Regions from separate parts of the Homo sapiens genome. Here regions 2, 3 and 4 are each linked to region 1. A link is a loop called in an ENCODE intact Hi-C map of the cell type or tissue named here. Cell type or tissue: GM12878. All regions are shown on one strand. Each heading gives the region's core, and the rest is flanking DNA. Links, peaks and the distances in the headings are about the cores only.

What was found. Peaks named below come from ENCODE experiments on the same cell type or tissue, not always from the same donor. Only the 100,000 strongest peaks of a DNase experiment are listed, where the experiment ranks them.
Region 2: a loop joins it to region 1, with 4 times the contacts of the local background. A loop is called at or near these places in 1 of 110 quality-filtered maps.
Region 3: a loop joins it to region 1, with 5 times the contacts of the local background. A loop is called at or near these places in 1 of 110 quality-filtered maps.
Region 4: it touches region 1 in a loop (2.0-fold over the local background); 1 of 110 quality-filtered maps calls a loop at or near these places.

What each region holds. Positions count from the first base shown.
Region 1 is chr6:44,866,137-44,874,118 of GRCh38, reverse strand. The region is part of intron 10 of SUPT3H (SPT3 homolog, SAGA and STAGA complex component); the gene reads left to right. Among named protein-coding and RNA genes, the nearest start is that of MIR586, 330 kb to the left of the region's middle. RefSeq lists an enhancer at 2,599-3,222. In GM12878, for the core only: no CTCF peak of the experiment used is centred there; DNase peaks (open chromatin) are centred at 4,578, 5,898 and 6,438; H3K4me3 peaks cover 1,925 bases; H3K27ac peaks cover 2,696 bases.
Region 2 is chr6:44,732,649-44,740,630 of GRCh38, reverse strand. All of the region lies in intron 1 of LOC101929770 (a long non-coding RNA gene), which reads right to left. Among named protein-coding and RNA genes, the nearest start is that of MIR4642, 300 kb to the right of the region's middle. RefSeq lists enhancers at 4,634-4,683, 4,924-5,013. In GM12878, for the core only: no CTCF peak of the experiment used is centred there; DNase peaks (open chromatin) are centred at 1,890, 2,510, 4,750 and 5,310; H3K27ac peaks cover 2,091 bases.
Region 3 is chr6:45,677,477-45,685,458 of GRCh38, reverse strand. No RefSeq gene overlaps it. Among named protein-coding and RNA genes, the nearest start is that of RUNX2-AS1, 100 kb to the right of the region's middle. RefSeq lists enhancers at 3,528-3,577, 7,508-7,627, 7,638-7,697. In GM12878, for the core only: no CTCF peak of the experiment used is centred there; a DNase peak (open chromatin) is centred at 3,408.
Region 4 is chr6:45,160,491-45,168,472 of GRCh38, reverse strand. All of the region lies in intron 2 of SUPT3H (SPT3 homolog, SAGA and STAGA complex component), which reads left to right. Among named protein-coding and RNA genes, the nearest start is that of MIR586, 33 kb to the left of the region's middle. In GM12878, for the core only: no CTCF peak of the experiment used is centred there; a DNase peak (open chromatin) is centred at 3,882; H3K27ac peaks cover 261 bases.

The DNA of each region.
Region 1 (7,982 bases), core at 1,909-6,908:
CTATTGATTGGAATAGTTTCAGAAGGAATGGTACCAGTTCCTCCTTGTACCTCTGGTAGAATTCGGCTGTGAATCCATCTGGTCCTGGACTCTTTTTGGTTGGTAAACTATTGATTATTGCCACAATTTCAGAGCCTGTTATTGGTCTATTCAGAGATTCAACTTCTTCCTGGTTTAGTCTTCGGAGAGTGTATGTGTCGAGGAATGTATCCATTTCTTCTAGATTTTCTAGTTTATTTGCATAGAGGTGTTTGTAGTATTCTCTGATGGTAGTTTGTATTTCTGTGGGATCGGTGGTGATATCCCCTTTACCATTTTTTATTGTGTCTATTTGATTCTTCTCTCTTTTTTTCTTTATTAGTCTTGCTAGCGGTCTATCAATTTTGTTGATCCTTTCAAAAAACCAGCTCCTGGATTCATTGATTTTTTGAAGGGTTTTTTGTGTCTCTATTTCCTTCAGTTCTGCTCTGATTTTAGTTATTTCTTGCCTTCTGCTAGCTTTTGAATGTGTTTGCTCTTGCTTTTCTAGTTCTTTTAATTGTGATGTTAGGGTGTCAATTTTGGATCTTTCCTGCTTTCTCTTGTGGGCATTTACTGCTATAAATTTCCCTCTACACACTGCTTTGAATGCGTCCCAGAGATTCTGGTATGTGGTGTCTTTGTTCTCGTTGGTTTCAAAGAACATCTTTATTTCTGCCTTCATTTCGTTATGTACCCAGTAGTCATTCAGGAGCAGATTGTTCAGTTTCCATGTAGTTGAGCGGCTTTGAGTGAGATTCTTAATCCTGAGTTCTAGTTTGATTGCACTGTGGTCTGAGAGATAGTTTGTTATAATTTCTGTTCTTTTACATTTGCTGAGGAGAGCTTTACTTCCAACTATGTGGTCAATTTTGGAATAGGTGTGGTGTGGTGCTGAAAAAAATGTATATTCTGTTGATTTGGGGTGGAGAGTTCTGTAGATGTCTATTAGGTCCGCTTGGTGCAGAGCTGAGTTCAATTCCTGGGTATCCTTGTTGACTTTCTGTCTCGTTGATCTGTCTAATGTTGACAGTGGGATGTTAAAGTCTCCCATTATTAATGTGTGGGAGTCTAAGTCTCTTTGTAGGTCACTCAGGACTTGCTTTATGAATCTGTGTGCTCCTGTATTGGGTGCATAAATATTTAGGATAGTTAGCTCCTCTTGTTGAATTGATCCCTTTACCATTATGTAATGGCCTTCTTTGTCTCTTTTGATCTTTGTTGGTTTAAAGTCTGTTTTATCAGAGACTAGGATTGCAACCCCTGCCTTTTTTTGTTTTCCATTGGCTTGGTAGATCTTCCTCCATCCTTTTATTTTGAGCCTATGTGTGTCTCTGCACGTGAGATGGGTTTCCTGAATACAGCACACTGATGGGTCTTGACTCTTTATCCAACTTGCCAGTCTGTGTCTTTTAATTGCAGAATTTAGTCCATTTATATTTAAAGTTAATATTGTTATGTTTGAATTTGATCCTGTCATTATGATGTTAGCTGGTGGTTTTGCTCGTTAGTTGATGCAGTTTCTTCCTAGCCTCGATGGTCTTTACATTTTGTCATGATTTTGCAGTGGCTGGTACCGGTTGTTCCTTTCCATGTTTAGCACTTCCTTCAGGAGCTCTTTTAGGGCAGGCCTGGTGGTGACAAAATCTCTCAGCATTTGCTTGTCTATAAAGTATTTTATTTCTCCTTCACTTATGAAGTTTAGTTTGGCTGGATATGAAATTCTGGGTTGAAAATTCTTTTCTTTAAGAATGTTGAATATTGGCCCCCACTCTCTTCTGGCTTGTAGGGTTTCTGCCGAGAGATCCGCTGTTAGTCTGATGGGCTTTCCTTTGAGGGTAACCCGACCTTTCTCTCTGGCTGCCCTTAACATTTTTTCCTTCATTTCAACTTTGGTGAATCTGACAATTATGTGTCTTGGAGTTGCTCTTCTCGAGGAGTATCTTTGTGGCGTTCTCTGTATTTCCTGAATCTGAACGTTGGCCTGCCTTGCTAGATTGGGGAAGTTCTCCTGGATAATATCCTGCAGAGTGTTTTCCAACTTGGTTCCATTCTCCACATCACTTTCAGGTACACCAATCAGACGTAGATTTGGTCTTTTCACATAGTCCCATATTTCTTGGAGGCTTTGCTCATTTCTTTTTATTCTTTTTTCTCTAAACTTCCCTTCTCGCTTCATTTCATTCATTTCATCTTCCATTGCTGATACCCTTTCTTCCAGTTGATCGCATCGGCTCCTGAGGCTTCTGCATTCTTCACGTAGTTCTCGAGCCTTGGTTTTCAGCTCCATCAGCTCCTTTAAGCACTTTTCTGTATTGGTTATTCTAGTTATACATTCTTCTAAATTTTTTTCAAAGTTTTCAACTTCTTTGCCTTTGGTTTGAATGTCCTCCCGTAGCTCAGAGTAATTTGATCGTCTGAAGCCTTCTTCTCTCAGCTCGTCAAAATCATTCTCCATCCAGCTTTGTTCCGTTGCTGGTGAGGAACTGCGTTCCTTTGGAGGAGGAGAGGCGCTCTGCGTTTTAGAGTTTCCAGTTTTTCTGTTCTGTTTTTTCCCCATCTTTGTGGTTTTATCTACTTTTGGTCTTTGATGATGGTGATGTACAGATGGGTTTTTGGTGTAGATGTCCTTTCTGGTTGTTAGTTTTCCTTCTAACAGACAGGACCCTCAGCTGCAGGTCTGTTGGAATACCCTGCCGTGTGAGGTGTCAGTGTGCCCCTGCTGGGGGGTGCCTCCCAGTTAGGCTGCTCGGGGGTCAGGGGTCAGGGACCCACTTGAGGAGGCAGTCTGCCCGTTCTCAGATCTCCAGCTGCGTGCTGGGAGAACCACTGCTCTCTTCAAAGCTGTCAGACAGGGACACTTAAGTCTGCAGAGGTTACTGCTGTCTTTTTGTTTGTCTGTGCCCTGCCCCCAGAGGTGGAGCCTACATAGGCAGGCAGGCCTCCTTGAGCTGTGGTGGGCTCCACCCAGTTCGAGCTTCCCGGCTGCTTTTTTTACCTAAGCAAGCCTGGGCAATGGCGGGCGCCCCTCCCCCAGCCTCGTTGCCGCCTTGCAGTTTGATCTCAGACTGCTGTGCTAGCAATCAGCGAGATTCCGTGGGCATAGGACCCTCTGAGCCAGGTGTGGGATATAGTCTCGTGGTGCGCCGTTTTTTAAGCCGGTCTGAAAAGCGCAATATTCGGGTGGGAGTGACCCGATTTTCCAGGTGCATCCGTCACCCCTTTCTTTGACTCGGAAAGGGAACTCCCTGACCCCTTGCGCTTCCCAGGTGAGGGAATGCCTCGCCCTGCTTCAGCTCGCGCAGGGTGCGCGCACACACTGGCCTGCGCCCACTCTCTGGCACTCCCTAGTGAGATGAACCCGGTACCTCAGATGGAAATGCAGAAATCACCCGTCTTCTGCGTCGCTCATGCTGGGAGCTGTAGACTGGAGCTGTTCCTATTCGGCCATCTTGGCTCCTCCCCCTTCTTTTTCTTTTTCTTTCTTTTTTTTTTTTTTTTTGAGACAGAGTCTCACTCTGTCACCCAGGCTGGAGTATAGTAGCACAGTCCCGGCTCGCTGCAGCCTCGACCTCCTGGGCTCAAGTGCTCATCTCACCTCAGCCTCCCAAGTAGCTGGGACTACAGGTGTGCACCACCACACACCTGGCTAATTTTTGTATTTTTCGTAGAGATGGAGTTTCACCGTGTTGCCCAGGCTGGTCTTGAGCTCCTGGCCTCAAGAGATCCTCCTGCCTCAGACTCACGAAGTGCTGGGATTACAGGCATGAACCACCACGCCTGGCCGACATACACAAATCTTAAGCATACTATGCTGATGAAACTCTTTTTGATCATCATTTTAACTCTTGCTGTGCTCTGTATACATGTTAATTGAAAGAGCTGTTTTGTGAGGAAAGAGGCACTGTTCCATTGGTAGAAGCTGTTTATAACTTGTTAGTTGTTGAAAGAGCCATTATTTGCCAGATCAAAGTTAAATCACTAAAAAGGACCAGGTTGGGAAGTGGATGAATGAAGAGAAATGTTGAAATTCTTTGGGGGAAAAAAAGCAAAATTGGCTGATAATTGGCAAAAGACTGGTTATAGGTGTTTGGGTACCTCATACACAACTTGCTTGTATAATTTGCTTTCTACTTTTGCTTTGTAAATTTAGAGGCAGGGAAATGAAAAGAGATATTGTTTCTCATCTCCACTATTCTCCCTAGAAATTCTTTCTTATCTAATACAGAGAGCCTCACATTGTCCTGACATGTTTGACACCTTGTTAAAGATTGATAGGTGAGTGAATGAGTGAAAATAAATGAATAGCTATTCTTAGCAGTCAGAAGGTACTTCCTAGGGACTTCCTAACTAGTGGTTATGAGATAATTATGCTATATCTTCCGGTGGACTGTGGCACAATGCTTTCAAGGAGTCTTAGAGCAAGGGATTCGGGGCAGGTTAGAAAAGAGCTTTCTGATTCATGGGTGTACTTGGTTTATATTTCTTTGCATTTAGGTAGGTAGGTAGAATTGGTTTAGGTTTTTTTGCATTTACATAGATAAGACACACAGATACACACATTGAAGTTGTCTGGGCATATTAGGAGTAATTACCTACATACGTGCTGATTTTCAGAACAGTTGCAATATCGTCTGTTTCAACCTACTGGGTTTTCTTAGTGGTTTATATCTCAGCCCTTGGTTCACTGCTCAGAGTTTCACCTCTGCCTCAGTGAGTCACCCAGCATTTAGCAGCATGCATGGCTATTTTTCTCGAGTCCCTTGAAATGAACTCCCAAGGAGTTGTTTTTGTAGAAGACAGTTGGTAAAGAAGGGCTTTTTCAGTATTGTCACAGCCTTTGGGGTGTGATATGCTATTTGTCTTTCCAAGGAGGCAGTCTTCAAAGAAAAAAAAAAAGACAAAGCAGCCTATACTCAGTGTTAAGAATTGCTGCTTACTTTTGATGTTTGGACAAGAGCTGGCACTGCTAGAGATGTTCTGCCTTTTGAGGCACAGCTCATGCCATCCATGTGAGCACAGAGTCTCATCAGCATTCACATCTTACCTGCTACTGGTCTCACACTGTGGAAATGGGTAATAGAAACAGAAACATCAGTGACATTTGGCTCTTTTATTCAGAGGAATCAAAAGTGACAAAGAGAAGCCAGGGTCAGCAGTAGGCAGTAGGTCCACCCATTGGGATAGCATAGCTATTGGGGAAATTGTCAGCACAGAGGCAAAACCATGGTATTCCGTGACTGCAGCAGGAGGTCTGCAGTTGTGACTTTAGCCAAGAAGCATTGGGAATCCAAGATGAGTTGACAAGGAATCTATCCTGATGTTTGTCTTTGGGACAAACATCAGGAAACACAGGAAGTAGTTGCTGTGATGAAGTCCAAGAAAACAGGCAGAGCTAAGGAGCTCCAAAGAGGGGAAGACAGGCAGGAATTGATAGGTGTGGGGACCCCCACAGGCAGAAATGGCACCTTCAAGACTCCCAGCAGCAGAGTCTTAGAGGGAATGGTGGAGCAGCGTTGGGTTGCCTAGCAGCTGAACAGAGTCCATAGCATGACAAAATGGACAAGACAGGACCTAAGCAGAGAAAGCCATATACTCGCAGATGACTACCTTGTCACAGAAGCATTATGAGACACAGCCTCATCCAGGCAGGTAGATGGTGACATCATCCTTAAAAGGCTGAAATGGATGGTTCCATCCTTAGAGACTTTTCTTTAAAAAGTATAATTATTGGGGCAAGAAAAACATGAACTTGGTTTTTAAATTTTACTTTACGTTTTCCTGGGGTTTTATTCTGTTTGCTTCCAGCATGGTCCAAATACCTACTTCAAAGCAAACATTCTAACAAGAACTTGTTAAGAGGAAGGGAAACCAGCTCCTGTGGCTTCTTGTACACCAGCTATGGGGGCACTCACAGAACCACGTTTGTGAGTTGAGTGTAAATGAATCCGAAACCTACAAATTAGATTTCCTTTGAAATACACATGGGTTTAAAACTTTAACGGGAAAAGAACTTGGCAAATCAAATCTGAGCATATTCAGTAAAACCTCACTAATTTGCACTAATGACCAAGAGATCCATTGAGAATTACTGGATTTTTGTGAGTGTGTTAGCATGGGAGAAAAAAAAAAAAATACCAAAATGGTTGAGAAGGTAGGGATGGGGGATAGAAAAAGAGAAGGAGGAGGAAAATCAAAGTTCTAGCATCAAACAAACATACTTTATGGTACAATGAAGAATGTATTTGAACGGTTACTGGAATGAAACTCAATAGCTTAATGAGTGCCTTGCTGTGGTACGCCTGCCCACTGGGGAGGCAGCCATGTCATAAGGCCTGCCTAAGCCAGCAGCTAATGTGCACTTAGGTAAAGAGGCCTTTGCTTTTTTGAAAGTTGAGGGGTTGTGGTTTTTGCAAGGGTGTGAACCAATGAGATTCTACTGTGTGTCATGCAGGTTTGTTATAGACTTGCACATGTAGGCTGTGATTCTAAGTCCGCATTGGGGATGGAATTGCTTATTACTGCTTAAAAAAAAGTGAAAACTTGCTAGAAAGAGACAGCAATTCTGACTAGCTGAATCTTTTTTAGATGTTAGCGAATCAATCATATCTATAGTAGAAGATGAAATTTAAAGCATTCTGAATTGAAGATTGAATATTTGGTAGCCCTTTATTGTGACATGAATTTTATTAAAAAAGGTGGGAGGCCGAGGCGGGAGGATCACTTGAGGTCAGGAGTTCGAAACCAGCCCGGCCAACATGTATCTACTAAAAATATGAAAATTAACTGACTGTGATGATGCCTGCCTGTAATCCCAGCTCCTCAGGAGACTGAGACAGGAGAATCACTTGAGCCCAGGAGGCGGAGGTTGCAGTGAGCTGAGATCACACCACTGCACTGCAACCTGGGTGACAGAGTGAGACTCCATTTCAAAAAAAAAAAAAAAGTGTATCTTCCTTTATAAGTAACTGTCTAAAAAGTTCTTTAAAGATTTAATTATTCGTGGCCCAAATTTCAGTAATCATAGTGGCTGTTTTTAATCCATTTACTTAAGAAATAGTTTTCTTCAGTTGTTAGTATTTTTACATGTGCAGTTAAAGGACAGTGATGTTTCCTTTCACTCTCCTTTCCATAATATCCGAGAATATCTAAAATTGTGATAGTCTTTATTACTATGGAATATGTCTTTACTAAATGTGCTATTCTTCTGACTTAAGCGCAACCCTTGGTAATGATTTGTGTTTACACTGATTTAAGTCACTCCTTAGACTTCCCTTACTGCAAGCTAATGTTTTACCAGCTGAAGAATAATTTAGAACTTCAACTCAAGTAGCCATTGAAGGCTGTGGGGGATAATAAATATGAATAGTCAGAGCTTTCTCTAGGATATAAGCTGAGGCAATGATTTCAGGTCTTTAACTGCTGCCCCTAGACCAGAAAAGGAGTTGTCACACCAGCTGCTGCAGAAAAAGACCAAACCTAATTTGACACACAGTAAAGCCTAAAAGGAGTTGGGCACTAGAAGGAGTTGCTTGTATAGAAGACAGTTGTAAAGCTTTATGTTTTTTTTTTTATTTTCCTAAGAGATGGATCTCAATATATATATATTACCTAAGAGATGGATCTCAATATATATATATATTACCTAAGAGATGGATCTCAACATATTACCTAGGCTGTCCTCAAATTCCTAGCCTCAAGTGATCCTCCTACCTGAACTTCCCAAGTAAGTGGGACTACAGGCGTGCACTGCTAAGCCGGGTTTGCTTTTGTCATTTTTAGTATTTTCTTTCTTTTTCCCCAGTTAAACAATAAAACATAATTCATGTGCCACCTCCCCCTCAAGTCATGGAGTAGAGAAGTAATGAATTTGGAGGATTCATTTATCCCATAGGAATCATACAAAAGTTATTCACTCTTTTCAAGCCCCCAGTTTGCCCCTGTGACTCTTAGACAGGCAATCT
Region 2 (7,982 bases), core at 1,785-6,784, 130 kb after region 1:
GAATACTCTCCCACTAGGTTTCAGTACAGCAGGCCCCATCTTGTCTTTGGGACTAAGTTTAGGGGACTTCTCCTTGCAAAAGCCTTGCTGACCTCCTAATCCAAAGAAGCCCCCAGGCCCTCTCCCTCTCCTCACTCTGTCATATTTTCTTCTTGGAACTTAACTTGAAATTTTCTCATTTGTTTATTACTTATTGTCTCCCCCATGCCCTAAACGTGAAAGTGGAATGTATCTGTCCTGTTTTCCCAAATCCCCAGTGCCTAGGTCCGCCAGCACTCACATACAAATATCTGGCAAAGTGAAGGAGGCGGCAGAGTCTGAACACCAGCAAAAGCCATCTCTTGCCCATATCAATAACCCTCTCTCCACAGCCCAACCACCTCAGTGGCAGCTTTTCTACTCCATTTCCCCATGAAGAATTGCTGTGGGAGGAATGACAACTGGACCAGATGTCACCTGACAGGAGTCCAAGCCAGATCCTGCTACCCTACCTGGTGGGTCTCCAAACTGGCAGACCAGTCTGCCCTGGTCCTTTGGAGGTCCTCTACCCCAAGTCTGCCCAGGAATTCCCTTCAGCCTTTCTACAACCTCTCATGCTCATTGACCTTTAGGCTTTAGGGAAACAAAAACAATTCTGCCCTATAAAGATGTCAGGACCCTGACTCCAGGTGGCCAAACCCTTGTCATGAAATGGAAGGAACACAGGGCCTGGAGGTGGACTACTGGCTAGAGGCCTGGGGATGAGGCCCAGACCCTGAGCTAGGGACTGGAGGCTCCTGGTTCCATGTGCAACACGCTCAGGATCACTGGCTGTGGCTGAACTCCACTTCTACCAAACACATTCAATGATGTGTTCCCTTTGTTTACCCTGTGGGGAGCCCAGAACATCAATGAAATATAAAATTGAAAGCACATTGTACTTCTCAGATGAAAAGTGCCACAGTCAGAGAGATTCACAGCCATACTGTTCACTCGTGCTGGTCAAATGGCTTTGGCTGGGAGATTTTTTTATGGCTATGAGTTTTAGAGTTTAAAGAAAAAAATACAGCTTGTTTCATAGAGCCATTATGGGATTTTTCTGTTGAGGCACACAGTCTCTGCACAGCCCTAAAATGTTTTGACAGCTCAGGCAAATTCTCAGGAAAACCTGAGACCAGAGCGTGCCAACCAGCCGCTTATCACTCCGCTCCCACAGCCCCAGCGCTCGGCTGGAGCTTCCCCTGCTGGCTCCTCAGCAGGCCCGGCCGCCACCCTGCCCGCGGGACCAGCCGCACGCGGCCCAGCTATGAATCAACCTTGTCCTCCCATTCCAGTGCGGGAAATGGGATGATGAATTCGTTTCCATCACCACACTGCCCATAAGTCACGGCTTGAAGGGCATTTTTTTCTTTTAAAGTTTCCAATGACAAAGATTTCATTATCCAAAGCAATAATTTTTACCCGGAGCAATGCAAGATTTCACTCTACCTGAATTAGGCCCATATGTGAAAGGGCAGCCTGAGAACGTCAGTGTCTGGGGGCGGAGAGGAGGGTGGGGAAGGGGGAGGCTGGTCTCTGTGTTCTCGCCCTGCCCCCACACGTTCCCTTTCTCTCTCTGTGTGGATGTTCGCTTTCTTTGTTCTCAGTCTCCTTCCTCCTGAGCCAACCTCTCTCCTTGTCACTGGGCACCCCCATGATCCTCTCCCCAGGGTACAACCCTTCCTCCAGTGACAACCCCAGGCCTGGGCTGACACTGTCTGTTTATTCTGCTGGCCTGTTCTCCCTACTGCTTCACATCCACATACTCCCCATCCCCCGCCCATATCAGAGCCAAAGAAGGGCAAAGAATCATCAGCATTGCTCTCACATGGAGGCCAAAGGGCTTTCCTTTGAGTCAGAAAGGCAATTTCAAAACTGCACTACAGAAGTGCACTGCACTGCACAAGATCCCCGGGGGATTGGCTCATTCTCAGGCTCCGGATGTGCCACCTTCTGCCAGGCCCCATCTTTTTACCCTGTTAGTTTTCACACTGAGGCCTCATTGCTCCAAAGCCAAAGCCTAAAGTCACAGGAAGCATATATAAGAATCTAAAGAAGGAAATATGGGGACCTTCTACAGCAGCGCAGAAGCCAAGACAGGGCCCTCTGCTCTCAGCCCTCCTGGAAAGCAGCACTTGAGGGGTAGGGGGTTCCTTCAGGGACTGGCTGGTATCTTTTGAGGACTGGCCTGGCCAGGGAAGGCCAGGAGCCCTGCTGAGAAGGGCTTACTGTTCTCAGGGTAAGACTGGGGTGCCCCTGGCATCTCCCACTGTCCACATCCCAATCCCACAGAGCCTCCTGCTCCACCTGCTTTCCCACTAACAATGCTGCCGCCATCAGTCCGGGGACAGGCCCAGGTCAGATCACCTGTGACAAGCCCAAGAGGAAATGCTAGTGTCAGATTCGAGGGAGCCACGTACAGCCAGTCTACATTTAAACAGCAAGTATTAATTACAGAATCCCAGCCAAGTACAAAAGACAAAATAAATGCACGAATGTATTTCACTTCCTCTTAAAGCAAATACAAAGTAGGGCTGATATTAACTACCAAAATGACAAACTTTCATATGACTGACCTACATGCACACACAGTTAGAATAAACACCAGGGAAGAGGCCCAGACAGTGACCTCAGGAGTTCAGGCAAGCAAGGGAAAACTGGAGGCTGGGCCAAAGAGTCTTCACAGAAGAGTGGTGCTCTGGTGTGGAGGAAGTAATAATCTGAGTCTTCAAGAGAGTGCCAGAGTAGTGGAGTGTCCTCCCGGAGGGGTGGGAGTGATGCTGGGAGTTAACTGAGCCCATCCATTGAGTTTGGAAGCCCAAGCTAAAGATCTAGACCTCTCATTACTTCCCAATCAGTGACAAAGGGAGTGTTTTGAAGCCATGTTAGCCCCCACAATTCTCAGCTACCACTATTACATATCGTTAACTCCTCCCACCAGGTGCAGCAAAGCACATTATGAGTGTTACAGTGAGCATGGGGATAGGGAGACAGGACAAAATTGATCCGAGGTGTGATGCCTGTGTTGGGAGGCCTCTAGTGCACTCGCTAGCTAAGAGAGGCCCCCGTGCCAACCCCCTGACCCGCACGCGGCCCCACTGCAGGCCAATCTTCAAATTCCTGCCTCAACAGTCTCACCTACTACCTCATGTCAGGAATCTGGAGCTCTGGGTTAGCAGGTGGAGTTGCGGCTGATATATGTGACATCAGGGTGCTGTGAGATTTGTAGGCAGCGGCAAGTTTTAATTAAAATTTTTTCTTAGGCCAGGCATGTTGGCTCATACCTGTAATCCCAGCACTTTGGGAGGCTGAGGTGGGCAGATCACATGAGGTCAGGAGTTCAAGACCAGCCTGGCCAACATGGCAAAACCCCATATCTACTAAAAATACGAAAATTAGCCAGGTGTGGTGTGGTATCGGGCACCTGTAGTCCCAGCTACTTGGGAGGCTGAGGCAGGAGAATCACTTGAACCCAGGAGGCAGAGGTTGCAGTGAGCCAAGATTGCACCACTGCACTCCAGTCTGGGTGACAGAGTGAGACTTGGTCTCAAAAAAAAAAAAAGAAAAAAAGAAAAAAAAATTCTTAGAGGTGAAATTCACATAATATAAAATTAACCATTTTAAACACAATTCAGTAGCACTTAGTACATTCACAGTGTCATGCATCTGCTGCCTCTATTTAGTTGCAGAACATTTTCTTCACCCCAAAGGGAAAACTCATGCCCACGAAGCAATCACTCCCAAGTTCTCCTCATCCCAGGCCCTGGCAGTCACTGATGTGCTTTCTGTCTCTTTCCAGATGTTTCATATAAGCAGAATCATACAATATGTGACCTTCAGTGTCTGGCTTCTTAGCATGTTAGCTTGGCTTAGAAACTTAGCATGTTTCTGAAGTTCATCCATGTTGTTGCATGTATCAGAATTCCATTCCTTTTTATGGCTGAATAGTAGTATTTCTTTGTATGTATATACTACACCTTGTGTAGCCATTCATCTGCTGATGGACAACTGTGCCCACCTTTGGCTAGTGTGAATAATGCTCCTATAAGCATGTACGCCCAAGTATTTGTTTGAGTCCTTGCTTTCAATTCTTTTGGGCATATGCCTAGGAGGGGAGTTGCCGGGTCATATAGTAATTCTATATAATATACTTTTGAGGAATGGCCAAACTTCTTTCCGCAGGGCTGCATCACTTTACATTCCCACCAGTGGAAAGGTTCTGAGAATCCTCAGACAGATAGATAGTGGTAGGGGATGCATCTGATGGTTTTGTTTGAGTCAGGGTTAGGGGAGGCTGAGCTGGAGCTACTACCTGGTGCTCTCGTGGCACCCAAGTCCTCCGCCATTCCTAGAGCCCAGAACCGTGTGCGGCTCAGAGCAGGTCCTCAGAATTGAGGTGTAAAGGAAGCAGTGAAGACTAGGAAGATGGTCACAATGATGATCCTGGGTCGCAGAGTCCTGAGACACCACAGTCACACCGTGAAAGTCAAGGCTGAGACCTGAGACTACACAGGCTTCCCCACTCGGGCTCCTGCAGATAGCAGGCTGGGAGCTGCACTCCTTTGCAGATACCATTACTGGAGATAGGACTGCAACATGAAATGATGAAAATGTAAAACATCAGGGAACATGCTGTAAATCACTTATTTGCAACCTGCTGCCTCCCAGACATGCCCGATCGGAGTGAGATGCTGCAGCAGCTCGGGATTTCCACATGGCCTAGACCAGGTTTTCCTTCAGGTGCCAAGACCCTGACCTAAGAACTGAAACCATGTGGGGAAAACACCTTGGGGGCCTGACTCATCCTGTCCTCCAGCCGAAAGCATCGTCCCTGAGTCTTCTCCTGGCATCGAGCCCACCAGCCCCAGGCCTTGGGAAAACCCCTTTGCCCCTCCATGCCTGTGTTTTCCCAATTTGAGAAATGATGATGCCTTGGCTTGAACAGCCTCCCAGGCTCCCCAGCAGATTCCAGATGTATCTTTGATTCGTGGAATTTACCCATAGTCTTGGCTCTCCTCATCTGGTCTCAGTGAAAAAAAATCAAGAAACAAAGAAAAGAAGTGGCCAGTTCCACAAGGCCCTATGAACAGGCTTCTCAGGGCCAGTGTCAGCAGCAAGGCTCCTGAGGCCAGGGGTCCTGCCATCCACCTGCACTGGCCCAGATGGGAAAAGGGGCTGCTCAGGAATGTGTAGGGTTTCAAGCACAACTGGCATTCCTTCAAGTGTGCAGTATGAGGTATGGCCCCTTAGAAGCAAAACCCACACTGAAAATCAAACTAAGAGAGAAAGTGAAATGATGGGCTGTCTGCCTGCTTTCCCAAGCACTCCCCTCAGGACACCTTTAAATGCTTTAAGTGGAACTGTGTCTCTGCACACTTTTGCAGTTTCATGTATACTGTCTGAAGCAGAGGTTAATGTATATAGCCTTGTTGCAACTGGGTGGACTTTCTCAGTTCCCTGGTTGCTTGGCCACCAAAGCAAGCCCCGAGCAGGAGGGTGGAGGGCAGTAAGAGAAAGAGCATGGGATTTGGGGTCTCAGAGGATCTGCAAACCACAGCTGAGCTGTGGCTAACACCAGCGCCAGTGATGGAGGAGCTATAAATCTTGTGTGCCCTCCAGCGAGCCCTTCTCACCTCTGGGCCTCAGTTTCCTCCTTTCAACAGTGAGAACATCAGACCAGATGACCCTCCGGGTTGCTCCAATGTTCTAGGCAGTGGACCTTCATGGAGCAACTGAATATTCATGAAGTTGTGAGCAGGCCAGTCCTAGCCAGAGCCAAGCAGATGCACTAGCAAGACCCCCTCCCACCCATTAAAGAGTAATGATGGTGTGTCACAGTCCATCGGCTGAGTAGGCCACTCAATTCTCCATCTCATCTACCTTCTTTGATCTGAAGGTCACACAAATGGTTCCCCTTTAAGTGCATGGAGAATACTGTCCTGCCATAGGAACAGCATTTAACAAAGCTGGGGGCCCGAGGTGCCCAAAACCATCATCATAATAAAGTAAAAGATCAATGTATCCAACAATGCCACCCCTGTTTGCCAAATTTATCAGCCACAACAGCTTTGCTGTGAGGTGAAATGTTGGGGGCTGGGTTGGGGAAATCAGTCGCCTTTCCTTACTATGCAGCAGTTTAGCCATAATTCTTCTTCAGATTTACTTCCTGTAGCAGTCTTGTCTCCTCAGATTCTCATTTCTTAGAATCCTTTCATGATTATCCCATAGTGCCTAGAACAGGGCTGGGCACACAGTGGGTACTTAATAAGTATATATGGATCTGTTTTCAGGCGTGTCCAGGAAAAGAAGACTAGTATTTCAGTTACCTGTGGCTGCAGAACAAACTACCAATTTAGTGGCTTATAACAACGATTTATGATTTCTCATGAATCTGTGTTGACTGGATTCAGCTGGGTGGTTTGGCAGGGCTCATTTAGCAGCTGCTTTCATCTGGAAGCTTGTTTGAAGCTGGAATGTCCAAGATGGCCTCTTATCCTCCAGAGCTTCTCTCCCATGTCCCTGCATTATCCACTGGCCTAGTCTGGACTTCCTTTTAGCAGCAGGGTGGCTGGGTTCCAAGAGGAACTGTTCTAAGAAGACAAGCCTAGTGCGCAAGCACTCATAAAGCCACGGCTTGGATCATGCTTGTTAATATCCTTTTGGCCAAAGAAAGCCACATGGCAAACTCCAGAGTCAATGCAGGAGCGACCACACAAAAGTGTGACTTCTAAGAGACATAGTTCATTGAATGCCACAAAGCAATGACCTACCACAGCTGGTGAATCCCCTCTGCCCCCTTCGATGGGGATAGAGCCATGATACCCTGAGCCATCCTCTACCCTCCCAGAAAAGTAGAAGACAGGACAGGTTTCTCAGTGGAAAACCATCCTCCAGAGCATGTGAGGAAGTCAAGTCACCCACTGCCAAGTTAGGGAGGGAAGGTTCCTTGAGTCCCATCATGGTCATGCTCAAAATCTAGCAAAAGCTGGACTGTCTTTTCAGATCCTGGGGGACAAGTGGAACCTGTCACTTGCATTCATTCACTGAATATAGTACCTGAGCACTACCATCATGGAGCACTTGGGATCAAGGTGTATCAAGGGAACCTCTGCTACCAATAGCAGGAGAGGAACACATGCATTTCCACGCATGTCCTTGTTGGCCATGGGGATTGTCTTTTTCCACTGGGGAGTAATAATGTGGTGCAGTGGTTAATTGCATGGACCCTGTTGGCAGATGGCTTGGCTTCAGATTCTAGCTCTGCCACATACCAACTCTGCTGACCTGGGCAACCTGCCCAGCCCTCCTGAGCTATGGTTCCCGTGTCTAAATTCTCGTGAGGGTTAAATCACTTAATCCATGAAAAGCACTCAGAACAGAGGTTGGCATAAAATAAGCACCAGGCAAGCATTTGCTAATATTATTCATGAGTAACCCTTACATAAAGAATTCTTTTTTCAAATTACAAACCTAATATATACTCGATGTAAAAACAAACCAACCTTGCAATATCTGAAAAAAGAAAAAAGGGAAAACCCACTCACACAATTCCTCAACCCGAAAAGAATCCTCTTCACCTCCTGGCATGCACACTTAGTGTTTTCCTATGAAATATGTACACATAGCCATTCTTTTCATTACAAAAAATTGTCATACTGTTTGTAGCCTGCCAGTTAAAATGTAATAATATGTCAAAAATGTTGGCCATAAATATTAATCTACAATTTGATTTTACTATCAGCATGTATTTAATGATGTAATCTATCCTTTCCTGTGGGATATTTATATGATCTGTGATTTTTCACAAATAGAAGTAATGCTGTGATACATATCCTCATACGCATCCCTCATTATGTCTTCAGAATAAGTTCCTAGAAGAGGAAAATGCTGGGTTTGAATGGAATGCCTACCTGCAGGGTTGATTCAGATGCTGCTGTCCTGGCCTGGAGAGAATGAGTGTGCCT
Region 3 (7,982 bases), core at 1,114-6,113, 810 kb before region 1:
ATTCTGTAAAAAGTAAAATGATTATTGTTGTGTGGGTATGAAGAGGGAAAAACAGTCCCCTGATTCTCCTGGAGAGACTGAGGGCTCTCACCCAGAGCATGTGCATTTTTATCTTTAATTCAAAGCCTATGACTCAGGTTGGAGATCTGCTTACTGGACTGCTGGAAAGCTAGGCTTAGGACTCCCCTGCAGGACCACCCAGGAGTCTGAGCAGCCACAGGATGCCAACATCTTGTTGACTTAAGAATATGAACCATTGGAATGTATTACACCTGTCTGTCCTGGCTACCTAGCCTTTTAGTCCTTCAAGGTGTTTAATTTAATCTGCAGAACTCTATACAGTGGGACCCTCATTCCCTCTGAGGTTACTGCTTGCTTTTATAACATTAAGCTAGGAAGTTATAAAATTGCAGAGTGTGGGAAAAATACCAAGATCCTAACCTTGGTTTGACCACCTACCAACTGTGTGGTCTTGAGAAAATCATTTCACTTCTCTAAGCCTCGATTTCCTCTCCTATAAAATGGGGCTTATAATCCCTGTTTATCTCTCATAATTTTTATGAGAATCAATAAAGTATTCTGTGCAGTATAAACAATTGTATAACATAAATATATAAAAGTATTCTTACTACTTCTGCTATATCAGTTAGGCTAGGCTACATTATTCTTCAATAAATACAAGACTCATTTTTCATTCATGTAAAGTCAGGTGTAAATTGAGTGGCTCCTCAGGGCAATTCTCCTCCATGCAGTGATTCAGGGATCCAGACTCCACCCATCTGGAGATGCCAACATCTGAACATCTGGTTTCCAGAGTCATTGTAGCAGAGGAAGAGAGGAGTGATGGTTTGCCAAGAATTTTATTAAATGTCATGCCTGGGAGTGGTTGGACATCATTCCCACCTATATTCTATTGGAAGCACCCAATCATATAGCCCCAACATAATTACAAGCAAGAGTGAAAAATGTAGGGGAGTCAATGGAACAACTGGTGAATACCAGTGTCTTTGCTACACCTGCACTAATGACAAATAATTTACAGTTTAGGAAAATGCATGACAAAGAACAAAGAGCTTAAAATCAAACAAGCCTGGGCTCAAATCCAAACTTTGTTACTTGCCACCTATATGACTTTGAGCAGTTTGGAACCCATTTCCTTATATTTCAAATGGGGGTATTATGGAACCTACCTTACAGTTTTGCTGTAAGGATTATATGAGATAATAAGTATAAATCTGACACATAATTGCTTAATAAATGGTAGCTGTTTATTATTTTTCTCTTCTCTTAACTTTGAAACTGCTGATTCACTTCTGTGAATATTCTGTGGCAACTTGCGAGAAAAAATTTAAGTGTCTGTCACACTCACCAGCTCCCACCTGAGAAACACTTTATTGCTACTAAAACCTGATTAAACTGAGCTTCAAAAAAGAAGCAGTCATCTGAGAGGTTATTCACCGTCAAATAAGCCTCTTGTACTCTGCTCTGGGCATCAAGGACCAGGGTTCCCGCTGTACCATAGAGGACCTGTGTGCAAATTAGAAAAAAAAGCCCTTCCTCTTGATGTAGAATAATCCCATTGGCCCTACTGCTTGATAAGTGTGGATTTCACTCACTCCTCAGCCTGGTACCCTTGGGCAGTGACCAACCTGCACAACTGTACCCACTGGTCTGCCAGGGATATATAAACAAAAACATCTAGTCATGCTCTTGAGGAGGCCACCAGAAAGCTCTGGGGAGACAGACTTATAACCAATTGACTTCACTCCACTTTAGAGCAGAAAGGAGAGAGCAGACAATTTTGTGGGCACAAAAGGCAACAAGTTACCCTTTATTCCTTTTCTCTCTTCCTATAAACAAGACTGTCCTGGACTGTGGTGACTTTCTGTCTTGGTTGGTCCATTCAGAGTCAAAAAGACTCAGTGTCTTTGGTCTCGCTGAGTAAAGGCTGGTCACAGTCCAAAGTACAGAAGTTCAATCATTATAGTTAGGTCTAATTGAGACACACATCCAATCCTTCCTCAGGAATCCTGAATAACCCATTTTCAAGTCCCCCCCACCAATCTCTTTGACTAACAGGTTGTTTTACTTTGGACAAAGTTAAACCTTTCCTTGCCTCAGTTTCCCCCAATACAGAATGGACATGGGGTACTAATCAAATGTGTATTGAGGGGAATCTATTAGGAATACTGTAAACTTTCAAAAATATAAACCGACATAAATGCATGGAAGTCATTGTTCTTTTATGTATGGATTAATGTACTTGCATAGTAATTCACAATGATATTTTATGTGAAATATCTTTATTTGTTCTAAGCAGTTTCTTCAAATAAGGATAAAATAGGCTCTAGAGTGTAGTATTAAGAATTACAATGGGCCAGGCATGGTGGCTCACACCTGTAATCCCAGCACTTTGGGAGGCCAAGGCAGGTGGATCACCTGAGGTCGGGAGTTCAAGACCAGCCTCACCAACATGGAGAAACTTAATCTCTACTAAAAAAACAAAATTAACTGGGTGTGGTGGCAAATGCCTGTAATCCCAGCTACCCGGGAGGCTGAGACAGGAGAATCCCTTGAACCCAGGAGGCGGAGGTTGCAGTGAGCTGAGACCGCACCATTGCAATCCAGCCTGGGCATCACAGTGAGACTCTGTCACAAATAAAAAAAAGAAGAAAATGAATTACAATGAACTGCAAGTAAAAGAATTAAAAAAAAAAAAAAAAAAAACAGTGGCATAATTAGTTGAGAAGTCTTATTTTTTTCACATGTAGCTAGAAGTGAAAAAGGAGGCAGCCCATGGCTGGTACTGTAGTCATACCATCAGAGACCCAAGCTCTTTCTGCTTTCCTCTCAATCATTCTCAGCTTGTGCTGGCTCCTTGGGGCCATAATATTTTCCAGCATCAGATTTTTATTCCAGAAAGGAAGAAGGAGAAGGGCAAAAGGACTCCCCATCCTCCTTCAAGGAACTACTCAATATTTCACTTGCTTCTCATTGGCCAAAGGAATGTCACATGACAACTCCTTTCTACAAAGGAAGCCAGAGAATGTAGGTTTTTAGCTGGGCATGTGGTTCTGGCAGTAAGAAAAAGCAGGAGAGTGGATATTGGGTAGACACCTAACAATGTTCAGATGTATTTGTGACAAGTTGATTGAAACAAGGGGAAAAGGAGTGATTAAAAAAAAAAAAAAAGCATATGAGGCAATTCCCTAAATCAGTCATCTACTTCCACAATAATGCTCCCTCGCAGTAAAAAAACCTCAGGGACATGCAACAGTAAACATCTAGGGTCAGCTGGAGGTCAGCTAAGTGGCTCTGCTAATTTTGGCTGGGCTTACTCATATGTGTGAGAGTCGGCTGGCAGTTGGCTGATCTAGACTGGCTTTGACTGGAGCAACAGAGATGGCTCAGCTCTGCTGCTCAGTTTCTCTTCCTCCAGCCGGCTAGCTTGAGCGTGTTGTCATGGCAATGGCAGATACACAAGACAGCAAAAGGAAACACACACAGTCTCTGAAGTTCTATATGTGGAACTGATACTTACACTTTACCTTGTTGGCCAAAACAGGTCCATGATTAGGCTCAGAAACAGCATTGGACAGCAATACAGATGTGTATGGTGAAGGACATAGATACAGGAGGGATGAATAATTAGGGTCATTTCTACACTCTGCCATATCCCCTCTCTATAGATTCTTAGACCTAGTAGCTAAAAGAGGCATTAAGTGGTTAAAAAGGATTCTCTAGAAAGCAGAGTTTATCACATTCACATTCACTCAAAGATCTGCTGTTTAAAGAGTCATGTCCCAGCAGTATGATTGCATGTTTTAAAATTATAAAAATAATATCCTAGATATTTAGAACACCAACACCACGTTTTTGGGAATAACACCCTAAAGGAAGAATTTTCTTTAGATTATTAAAACTTTACAATATTGTTTCCAATTTTTTATTTTGATAAAATACACATAACTTAAAATTTAACCTCTTAAAGATTTTTCAGGGTGTATAGTTCCAGTGGTTTTAATACCTTCATTCATAATGTTGTATAAATATCACCACCACCCATCTTCAGAACTTTTTCCATCTTGTAAAATTGGAATTATTTACCCATTAAACAATAACTCTCAATTGCCCCCATCCCCTGGCAACCACCATCTCTATTATTTTGAATAGTAATTGGCAGATTTAGATTAGATCTAGTAATTTTATACTCAAATAATTACCTCATATAAGTGGAATCATACAGTATTTGTCTTTTTGTGACTGTCTTATTTAACTTAGCATAATGTCCTCAAGGTTCATCCATGTTGTATCCTGTGTGAGAATTTCCTTCCTTTTTAAGGCTGAATAATTTTCCATTGAATGTACATACCATTTTGTTTATTCATTCTTCTGTAGAGGAACACTTGGGTTGTGTCTGCATTTTAGCTATCATGAACAATGCTGCTATGAACATAAGTGTACAAATATCTCTTTGAGATCTTTCTTTCAATTCTTTTTGGTATAGACCTATTAGGTTGGTGCAAAAGTAATCGTGGATTTTGCTATTTCTTTTAATGGCAACAATCGCAATTACTTTTGCACCAACCTATAGATGCAAAATTGCTGAATCCTATGGTAATTCTATTCTTAATTTTTTGAAGAATCATCATACTGTTTTCCACAGTAGCTGTACCATTTTACATTCCCACCAACAGGGCACAAGAGTTCCAAATCCTGTGTATCCTCATTAATACTTGCTTTTTGCTATGGTGTTTTGATAGTAGCCATCCTATTTGGTGTGAGTGTTACCTCATTACGGTTTTGATTTGCGTTTCCCTAATGTTTGGTGATGTTGAGCCTCTTTTCATGTGTTTATTGGTTATTTGTATATTTTCTTAGGAGAAATGCCTTTTTTTTTTTTTTTTTTTGAGACTGAGTCTCACTCTGTCACCCAGGCTGGAGTGCAGTGGTGCGATATCGGCTCACTACAAACTCCACCTCCCAGGTTCATGCCATTCTCCCACCTCAGCCTCCCGAGTAGCTGGGACTACAGGTGCCCACCACCACGCACAGCTAATTTTGTTTTTGTATATTTAATAGAGACGGGGTTTCACCATATTAGCCAGGATTGTTGCAATCTCCTGACCTCATGATCCGCCCACCTCAGCCTCCCAAAGTGCTGGGATTACAGGTGTGAGCCACCACACTTGGCCCAGAAATGCCCATTTTTAAATTAGGCTCTTTGTTTTTGAATTTTAGTTCTTTATATATGCTGGATATTAATCCCTTATCAGATGCATGATTTATACATATCTGCTCGCATTCTGAGAGTTACCTTTTTACTTTGTTGATGATCACATTATTTCTTACAGCTAATTTTGAGGGTGGATTGTCTTCCCAGAAAATGGGGAGAAATAATGTCTCAATTTTTTAAAGGTAGAAGACCCAGGATGAATAAAGTTTCAGGTCTAAGAGGAAAAATATAAATTCTTAAGCTATAGAAATGGTCCTTCACCTGATTTTGTACCTCACAGTAATGTAAAACTGAACCTGTTTCAAAGCCACCTTTTCTGTACAGTGCTGCTATTGTGCTGTGGGTGGTACAAATTTAGCCAACCCTACAAAATCCACTTCCCTAGACACATTCTGCAAGGTTTCTGTGACCGCTAGTGGTAAAGCACCACAATGGTGCTCATCAGTCAAACATCACTGCCGGTAGTCTCATTCCTCCTGGAGGCACACACTGAAAGAGAGAACTTTTCCTCTGGGGTCCTGTGCTTATGTGTTCATGGTCTTGTAAGTCACAGCAAAGAGAGAGAAAAACACAGGAGAAAATGAAAATGTCCACAGGAAACAGCCAACTGTACAGAGACAGTGCTTTGGGAAAACCTAAATGGGACTTTATTTCTTTACAGGGGGAAAGAACAAGAATGCAGTCAGCTCAGGTTTATACCAGGATAAAGTGAAATGGGTGGAAAGATGTGTGAGTTCTACCTTAGGTAAGTTGGCACCCCTCAGTTTCCCCAAATGAGCAGGTGGAACTGGGTGAGCCTGCGGTTCCTTCCAGTCTTTATAGTCTGTGTTTGGGGAAAACCAGGAGGCCACCAGCACAGAATATTTGCGTGGGGCCATGTGTGTGTCCTCCCCAAAGGGGAGAAGATAGCAGGGAAGCTCAGCGTCGGGGTGACCAGGAAATAGTGAGAGCTCCCAGCCCAGGAGAGCAGGCCCCTAACAACGAGCCCTTATGAGGGGCAGGTACATGTACACAGTGTGTCCCTGAAATGAGCTGTCAAAAGGAGGGGAAAGAGTACCCTGAGGGTGTGTTTTGGAGAGGAGAGTGGTAGAGAAGGGGGATTCAGAAAACAAACTTTGCTTTGGAACTCCAGAGGAATAAGGACAGGGAATGCCCTCCAAGTACACGTGGACAACATTCACAGCAGATACCCTCAGCTCCCAGATCCAAAGAGGGTAACCATGTCCAACAGGGATGACCAGGTGGCATTTCTAAACCTCATGTGCAGTTCTAAGAGGAGACTCCATTTTTTTTTTTTTTTTTTTTTTTTTTTGAGACGAAGTCTCACTCTATCGCCCAGGCTGGAGTGCAGTGGCATGATCTCGGCTCACTGAAACCTCTGCTGCCTGGGTTCAAGCAATTCTCCTGCTTCAACCTCCCGAGTAGCTGGGATTACAGGTGTCTGCCACCATGCCAGGCTAATTTTTGTATTTTTAGTAGAGATGGGGTTTCACCATCTTGACCAGGCTGGTCTTGAACACCTGACCTCATGATCCACCCGCCTCAGCCTCCCAAAGTGCTAGGATTACAGGTGAGAATCCATTATTATATTTAATATTTCAATGCAGGGACTCAGAGCCCTTAAACTGCTTGGACCTAAAAAACCATTCATGGACCACACATGACCTGATCACTCTTGTTCCCTTCCTGTATCTGTGACACAGACAACAAATGCCATCACTTCTCGGCCACAGGTGGAGACCCTGGCCAAGGATACATGACCAAGGATACACGACAGAGCTACAGATCAGTCCTGAACAGAAATGCAACAGAACAGCCTCTTGTTTCCTCAGCCACACTTCTAGACCGAATTTCCTGCCCTGAAATGCTGTCCACAGCCAGGCCAAGGAGCGGAAAAGAGAAGCCTTTTAAAATTAGCATACTAGCATATGGGGCGGTGGGAGGAGGGGGATGAAAAGAAGGATCTTGGAAGAGCTCCAGCTATTTTATTCCTGTTTTTTCATTCCAGTTTGGAGATCTGGGACACATTGATTCACAACTTTATAGTTCTTATTCAGCATTGATTTATGGGCTGACCAATCTGGGCCTAATCAGTCAGAGAAGGATTGGGGTTTTTTTGTCCAATAATGTTATATTTATGAGTCCATGAAGTGCACCGTGGCTGCAGCCCTGCCTGGAGTCAATAGAACAGAACTTCTAAGATCTCAGAGAAGGGGGTTCCCAGACCATTTTCTGCCCCCATATCATGCTTAAAGCTCCACTGTACATTAGAGGCCCCTGGTGTCATCTCACATTTAAACTCCAAACGGCTTGCCTGTAAATCTTCAACAACTGTGAACAGCTATGACAGTCTCGAATGTCCGTGGTTCTGTGCATCTGTCACTCTTATTTTCTTCTTTCCTTCTCTGACTGTGGAAGTAACTAACCCGCAGCTGGATGCTCACTGGATATTTCACAGCTGCGGAGACCAGGGCAGCGTTTGTTCACTCAGAGAAGCCCAGCCAGGGCTGTGCGGAGTTCAGCGGGTTATCATGTGCTTCCGGCTTGATCTGTGGTTATTCTGGTTCAGTGACTATAAAGAAATGAGCAGCCTGGCTAGACAGGAACTAGTTGAGAAGCCTGTCGTGGAGGGGAGGAAACAGAAATACTCAGATTGCAAGCATCTTTATGTTTTTCTTTGACGGGAAAGACATTTTCCCTGTCACACTCTTGGCAGCTGTCTGTTCTCAGCCTTCAACTCTGGTTA
Region 4 (7,982 bases), core at 1,026-6,025, 300 kb before region 1:
GGTCGGGATACAGCTTACTTTTATACATTTTGGGGAGACATGAGTGCCAATGTGACACTCAAGGAAATGCTCATTGGACCATTTTGGGTTTTGCATTTTTGGATTAGGGATGCTGAACCAGTGTAATGCAAATATTCCAAAATTCGAGAAAATTTGAAATCCTAAACACTTCCGATCCCAAGCATTTTGGATAACAGATATTTAGCCCGTTACTGTATCCTAGCATAAATTGTGAGATTCCTAGAAAGCAGTAGTGCCCTGAAGAACACAGGTAAACAGTTTTCCAAACAAACTAAAAGGAAAAGAGCATAATTGATTCTTTGGTGAGAGGTACACTTTCATATGATGTAAGAAGTGAACTTTGCCAGGCGCGGTGGCTCACACCTGTAATCCCAGCACTTTGGGAGGCCGAGGTGGGTGGATCACCTGAGGTCGGAAGTTCGAGACCAGCCTGACCAACATAGAGAAACCCCGTCTCTACTAAAAATACAAAATTAGCCAGACATGGTAGCACATTCCCATAATCCCAGCTACTCGGGAGGTTGAGGCAGGAGAATCACTTGAACCTGAGAGGCGGAGGTTGCAGTGAGCCAAGATAGAGCCATTACACTCCAGCCTGGGCAGCTAGAGTGAAACTCTGTCTAAAAAAAAAAAATAAATGAAAATAAAGAAGTGAACTTCTTTTGCCAGTATCGGAGTCAAAACTTGAGTGAAGATATTGCTGTGTTTCATCAAAGTTAAGTAAATATTTCTCTCAATGTTTTTCATCCTCTAAATTTTCCTTATTCCAGCTAGAAAAAAAAAAACAGCCAAAATCACAAGTGTCTTGTGTCCTAGAAGTTTTCATTGAGTGAAATTCCTAAGATAAAAAATGTTGAGTTTGATCAAAAGATACAGATGATCAAAACATTAATTATGAAGCAGAAAACATAACACATAAGCAAAGACAGAAAAAGGTTGAGAAAAATTGGCCTTCAATTGGCCTTACTACCAAAAATTACTTCAAAAAGGTTTCTTAATATGACTTCATCTTAATCTCTCACATAGGGATTAGAATTCTAGCAACTTCACAGGAAAGATAAGTGCTTAGTTATCATTTAGTAAGCCCATTCAGAGCAGTGGAGCCAGGTGTAAAGTTCCAAGAGAAATTCCAGGAGACCATCAGACTTTGGTATACTTGGAAAGCATTCTTCCGGTTGCTATCACTTCTTTTCCTCTTTGTTCTTGCCATGCATTAGGTTAAAGTGAGAGGAAACCAATGACTTTGGCTAGCTTTTATAGTACCTACACTTCTGTCCATTAAGCCCTTAGCCCATTTGAGGAATCCTACCCAGGAGCACTCTTATATTACAAGATTGTGTCTTTTCAGAGATCTTAATGTGCTCCTGGCAATTCAAAGTTAAGGCTTTTTATTAAAAAATTATTTGATTACTTTATTGGGTGTATATGTATAAGAGTGGAATTGGAATTGCTTGGTCATGTAGTGTATGTTTACTGTTTAAAAAACTGCCAAAGTGTTTTCCAAAGTGGGGTACAACTTTACTTCCCTGCAAGCAATGCATGAGAGTTCTAGTTACTCATATCTTCGTCAACACTTGCTCTTGTCAGTCTTTTAACTTTTAGCCATTCTAGTGGGTATGTAATGGTGTGTAAGTGTTGTTTTAATTTGCATTCCCTAATGACTAATCATGTTGGACATCTTTTCATGTCCCTCTTAGCCATTCAGATATCTTCATTTTTGAAGTGTTTATTCAAATCCTAAACTCAGTTTTTATTTTTGGGGATTTTGCTTTTTGTTTTATCCTTTTACTGAGTCGTGATATTACTCTTCTCTTTTCTCTACTTTTTCTCCCTCCTTTTCTCTCCCCTCTTTTTTTTTTTTTTTTTTTGGATGGAGTCTTGCTCTGTCGCCCAGGCTGGAGTGCAGTGGCCCAATCTCTGCTCACTGCAAGCTCTGCCTCCTGGGTTCACGCCATTCTCCTGCCTCAGCCTCCCGAGTAGCTGGGACTATAGCCACCTGCCACTATGCCTAATTTTTTGTATTTTTTAGTAGAGACGGGGTTTCACTGTGTTAGCCAGGATGGTCTTAATCTCCTGACCTCGTGATCCTCCCGCCTTGGCCTCCTAAAGTGCTAGGATTACAGGTGTGAGCCATCGCACCTGGCCCTCTCCCTGCTTTTTGAGACAGAGTCTCACTATGTCACCCAGGCTGAAGTACAGCAGTGCAATCACGCTCACTGCAGCCATAAGCTCCCAGATGCAAGCCATCTTGTCACCTCAGCTTCTTAAGTAGCTGGGACCACAAGCGTGTGCCACCACCTCCAGCTAATTTTTAAATTTTTTGTAGAGATGACATCTCCCTGTGTTACCTTGGCTGGTCTTGAATTCCTGGGCTCAAGTGATTCTCCTGCCTTGGCTTCCCAAAGTGCTAGGATTGCAGGCGTGAGCCACTGTGCCTGGCCTACATTTCATTATTTAGTCTAGATTTATTTATTTAGTCTAGATACACGTCTTTTATCAGGTATGTGTTTTACATATATTTTCCTCCAATATGCATCTTATTTCTTCTCTTTCTGGGATTACAGTTTTACCTATGTTAGATCATTTAGTATTTTCTCACAGCTCTTGTGTTCTCTGTTCCCTTTCTTTCAGTCTTTTTTTTCCCCTTTGTTTATCGGTTTAGATCACTTTTGTTCACTTGTCTTTATGTTTTTGGATTCTTCCTTTAGCTATGTCCTTACCGTTAATAAGGTCATCTAATGAATTTATCTCTGATATTCTGTTTTTTATTCTTAGCGCTTTCATTTGATATTTTTTGTATGTTTTGTTTCTCATTTGCAATCCTTCTTCTCTGCATATTGGGCCTTTTTCCACTAGGACCTTTAACATATTAATACTAGTTAATTTAAAGCATTTATACAATATTTCCAACATCTGGATTATCTCTGATACTAGATTTGTTGATAACTTTATCTTTTGGTAATGGTTGTATTTTTGCGTTTCATAATTTTTTATTTGGAAATGCTGGATAATGCTTTTAAATGAACAGTATAGATTGTGCTAAAGAGTGTTTACTCCTGGAAATAGGCACATTTCTTCTGCTAACTGAGTGGTAGAGTCAATCAGTAGTTGAGCTATTTTGGATTTTGGTGTTGCTACATTCATTTTTAGTACACCAGGCTTCAGTCTTCTCCAGTAGAAAATAATGTTACCTTGTGCTTAGTATGGGCTCTCTGGTACTGGTGGTTTTTCTCAGTGTTCCAGCTCTTTTAGGATAGCTTTCATCAGTGCCTGTAGGGTTGCACCACAGACAGGGAATTTCTCTCTGTGCTCTTGCTCTTCCCCTAGCAGTAAACTGCTGTTCCTTGTTATTGGATGTGAGCCTTGCAGTGGGGACAGAATGGAAATTTCTTAGTTCTCAACCTTAATCTTAGGTGGGCCCTGCATACATGTGCCTTGGGGGTGTGACCTTCTCTGTGTATGTGCCTTACCCTCCTATGCAATCAAACTTTGCCTTGTATCTTTGGGGTCTTGGGCTTTAGATGACTTCTGCTAAAGTCTTGACCCAAAGTTTCATGCTTCTTCTCTGGTGGCTTAAACTTTTGTTTGGTATGAGAGAACAGTTATTGTGGATCTCTACATCCTGAAGTAGAAGCAGAACTTCCGAAAAATTTTACTATACTTTTTAAAATATGAAAAAAGTGGGATGAATTTTTATGACAAAATATAAGTTCACAAAGAAATACCTATTTATAGCAAGCTGCTTTGTGAAACACTCCTCAGACTTTCTGGTATACATGGTTGTCTTCTCTGACCTTAGGGGAACTTTTGTGGAAACTTTGAGAAGTACTGAGGCTTAGGCCAAGCAAAAAACAAAGGCGGAAAAACCCACCTTAAAACACTGGTGAGTCATCAGTGAGGCAGACACTTGTAGGTTGACTAACGAAGCACTCATTCCCTAACACCTCTCCTGTCTACCTGTATAAAGGAGACTGGAAAAGCTAAATACAGTCAATTTTTGTAATTCTTGGTAGTTAGATTCTGTAAAGTCACCATGATGACTGAATTAGCAAATTCTCAACTATTGCTCCTAAGGAAAATATGAACAAACACACATACACCCACACATTTCATGTAGGCTATATAATCTTAATCCTGAAAACTACTCATCCTGGTAGAGTCTCTCTTTATTTAACAAAAGAGAAACTGAGGTTCAGAGTGTTAACTGACTTTTTGATGCCCCATGAATAGGTCCCAGATTTGGGATTCAAACTCGTTCAGCTGGTTCTAGAGCTGGAGCTACTTGAACTACACTGCACTGCCCCCCACAGCTCTGTCCTCTGGTGGGCATCTCTGTGTGAGAGCTGAAACAAGAAGGCAGAGTGTCTCCCTGTTAGACCTTAGCTGGGAATATGTGTATCAGCTACTCAGATTTTTCACTGCTCTACATGTTTGTTAATGATCATGAAAACACAGCAAGTACTGATTTTGGGGTTACAAGTAAATTTTGGTGAGTAGGCTGATTCACAAATACGGGATTGCAAATAATAAGGATCAACTATTTACTTTTTAAATCTCCCTAATAATTAGGGGTAGGTATGTGACAGAGTTCTTCTGGTTAAAGGTAAGTAATTAAATGCATGCTGAGGACCTCTTGCTTTTTTTTTTTTTTTATAAAAGTGACAAGTGGTGGTGCATCACCCTTTTCTTTCTGATTTAATGTTGATTTGAGTTGAAAAGTATGGCAGTGATCCTCTGACAACAAGGTAACAAGTATAAACATGAAAAGCAGGGCTGTAAGGTAAAAAGATAGTGGTCCTTGGTTATAGCAATGAGCAGCTAAACCCATCCTAGCAACCACCTACTGACAGTCATTTTAATTGAGAAAAATAACTACCTACATATTTAAGCTGCTGTTGGTTAAGCTTACTGTTATTTGGAAAAGAATGATTTCCAATTGACATAGCCAATAATCCAGCTTTTACGTAAGTTTTTTTAAAAATAGAAAGTTAATGTATTTACTGGCAGTTGATTATGCTCACTACTTTACATATGTAATACTTATGTACTATATTAGATAGAAGATTATTTTAACTGGCTGTATTCTTGGCCAGATTTAGGTAACAGTAAATTACCTAAATGCTAAGTTAAGTGCGGTATTGTAGTGCATTTCTTTTGATAATCACAATTAACAATGCAATTAGCAGTGAAATGAATTGTACCAACTTGAGCTTTGTCTTTCATGACATTATTACTTTGAGTCATTAGTAATGCAATGCAAAGCTTTTTAAGTTGTTTCCAGTTATCTGCAGTTCACCTAGAAAGTCTGGAAATACAGAAACTAGTGCTCAAGAATTCCATATTGCTCACTAATGTTTTAGATATGTAATCTCCCCACTTCTCTTGCAATATATATGTTGTTCTGTAATTTCATAGGCCAGCAAAAGATCTTTGAACATCAGTTGTTCTTGTGCTCTATCAAAACAAGAAAATAATTGTCACTTCACACCCTACAGATCTCCAGGGATGCAGACAGTCTTTGGAATATACTCTAGTCTTTAACTTCTTGAGTGATCAAATAATCTTATATTTAAGTGAAGTTTCTCCTTATATTTGAAGTCATTTTCCCCCATTTGATCTTCATTGATTATAGACAGTTCATTATTCTTATCATGAAAATAATTTATATATTATCTATCACTATGAACAAGCATCGTTACTCTTAGAAAAGAATGAGCATTTTAAGGGACTTGAAGTCTCTTCTTGGCTGTCTCCCTTGAACTACCTGGAGAAGACATCTCATAGCGTTGTAAACACTTTAAGGTTAGGTACCGCCTCTTACCTTTATATCCTCAGCTGTTAGCACATGGCCTTAAATAGGGAGTTTTATACCCATTTGTTGAGTCTAATTATCTTTAATTTGTATATAATGTTTTGGTTTTTGTTTTAGAGTTGAGGTTTTGCACTGTTGCCCAGGCTGGAATGCAGTGGCATGATCTTGGCTCACTGGAGCCTCAAACCTCTGGGCTTAAGTATTCCTCCTGCCTCAGTCTCCTGAGTAGCTGGGACTATAGGTGCACACCACCCCAGCTGGCTAAGAGTTTTTATTTTTGTAGAGAAGGGATCTTGCTATGTTGCCCAGGCCTGCCTCAAACTCCTGCCCTCAAGCAATCCTCCCTGCCTTGTCCTACTGAGTCACTGGGATTACAAGCACTACACCTGGCTCTTTCTTCTTCTTCTTCTTCTTTTTTTAATGAGTCTCATTAATTTGTAGCAAGTCATATAACACTGAATTAATCTGGCAATTATATGATCATTGGTAAATCTATGGGGCAAAGACCTGCCTGTCAGGTTGGGGAATGTGAAAAATATCCATACCCTTGAAAGCAAACTGTGGCATTACCTTTGTCAGTTCCATGTTTTTGTTTTTGTTTTTTTTTAAACATGTTCTGAAGAGTTATACACATTCCTATGTATTTGTTGGAATGCTGTGGTTGTCATTGTCTTTATTTAGTACGTGTTACATTTAAGACACTGCCTAAGATACAAAACAACAGGCATCATCCTTCATCTCCTGGTTTTACTGTTTTGTTGAGTGATAAAGACATTTGAATTAAATAGTACAGAAATAGTGTGTAAAATAGTGTTTAAATTAAGCCATATAAAATAAAATGTCTACTTGTGTGATGCTGAAAAAATTCGAGAGAAGAATAATATAGTAGGTCTTTATTAATCAAATGTTTATTGGGTGTCAGTTGTGATTAAAGCACCAAGACAGGCTTTGTGTGTGTGTTGAGTGGTCAGCAGCTTTACGGTATGGAGGGAGGGTCAAAGTCAAATAAGACACTATTCATGCCTTCAAGGAGCTCTGACTTCATGTACAGTGGCCTTTAGCAGTAATGGTACTTCCAAAAGTGCTTTTGAAAAAAATGCAGTTTATGAGAGTCTCACACAATTTGTTGTAGAGAAGAGAAAATGCAATAAGAGTTCAGAGAGTAGAGATATTTTTCTAGTGTCCATACTCTCAAGAGACTTCTGTTATAGAAAAGTATTGCCCTACGTAGAGATCAGATCTCCTGAGGTAGGTGCAGTCAATTGAAAGTTTATAATGTGGCTGTGAACTATTCTTTTGGGGCTCAGGAGTCACCTTTATAGTCAGGCCCAGGTAATGCTTCCTTCTGGACACAAGAGTTCATCAGATAAACATTACTGTGTTAGTCTGTTCTTGTGTTGCTATAAAGAAATACCTGAGACTGGGTAATTTATAAGAAAAGAGGTTTAATGGACTCACAGTTCTACAGGCTGTACAGGAAGCATGGTGCTGGCATCTGCTTCTGGGGAAACCTCAGAAAGCTTACAAATCATGGCAGAAGGTAAAGGGGGAGCAGGTGTCTCATGGAATGAGCAGAAGCAAGAGAGAGTGTTGGGGGAACACACTTAAACAACCAGAGCTCCTGAGAATGAACTCACTATTTCAAGGACAGCACTAAGCCATGAGGGATCCGCCCCCATGACCCAAACACCTCCCACTAGGCCCACACTCCAACACTGCAGATTTTATCTCAACATGAAATTTGGAGGGAACATTCAAACTTATCAATTACCTGTTTCAGAGGCAGGAAAATTTTGTGGTGTAGTTAAAGGATTTTATAGGGGGAGATTCATATCAAGACCTAGAATGGAAACTTTGGGTATCCATATTTTTTCTTGTATAACAAATTTTTGTATTGCCTACATATTGTATTTCTTTTGTGTCTATGAGTAGTTTTACTGTGTTCATTAATTTTTTTCCTTTGTACTTTACTTTTTTACTCTACCTTCCTCACTTAAATTTACAAATTTTATGGATTTTTTTTTTGTTTCAATTCAGTATGCATTTCAGGCCTTTTGGAAACTCACCGTAATTCACTTATATATAAAAAATGTTTTTCCCAGCTAAAACAATATTTTTAGTTTCAGGTTTTGCTATGCTTGCAGAATCT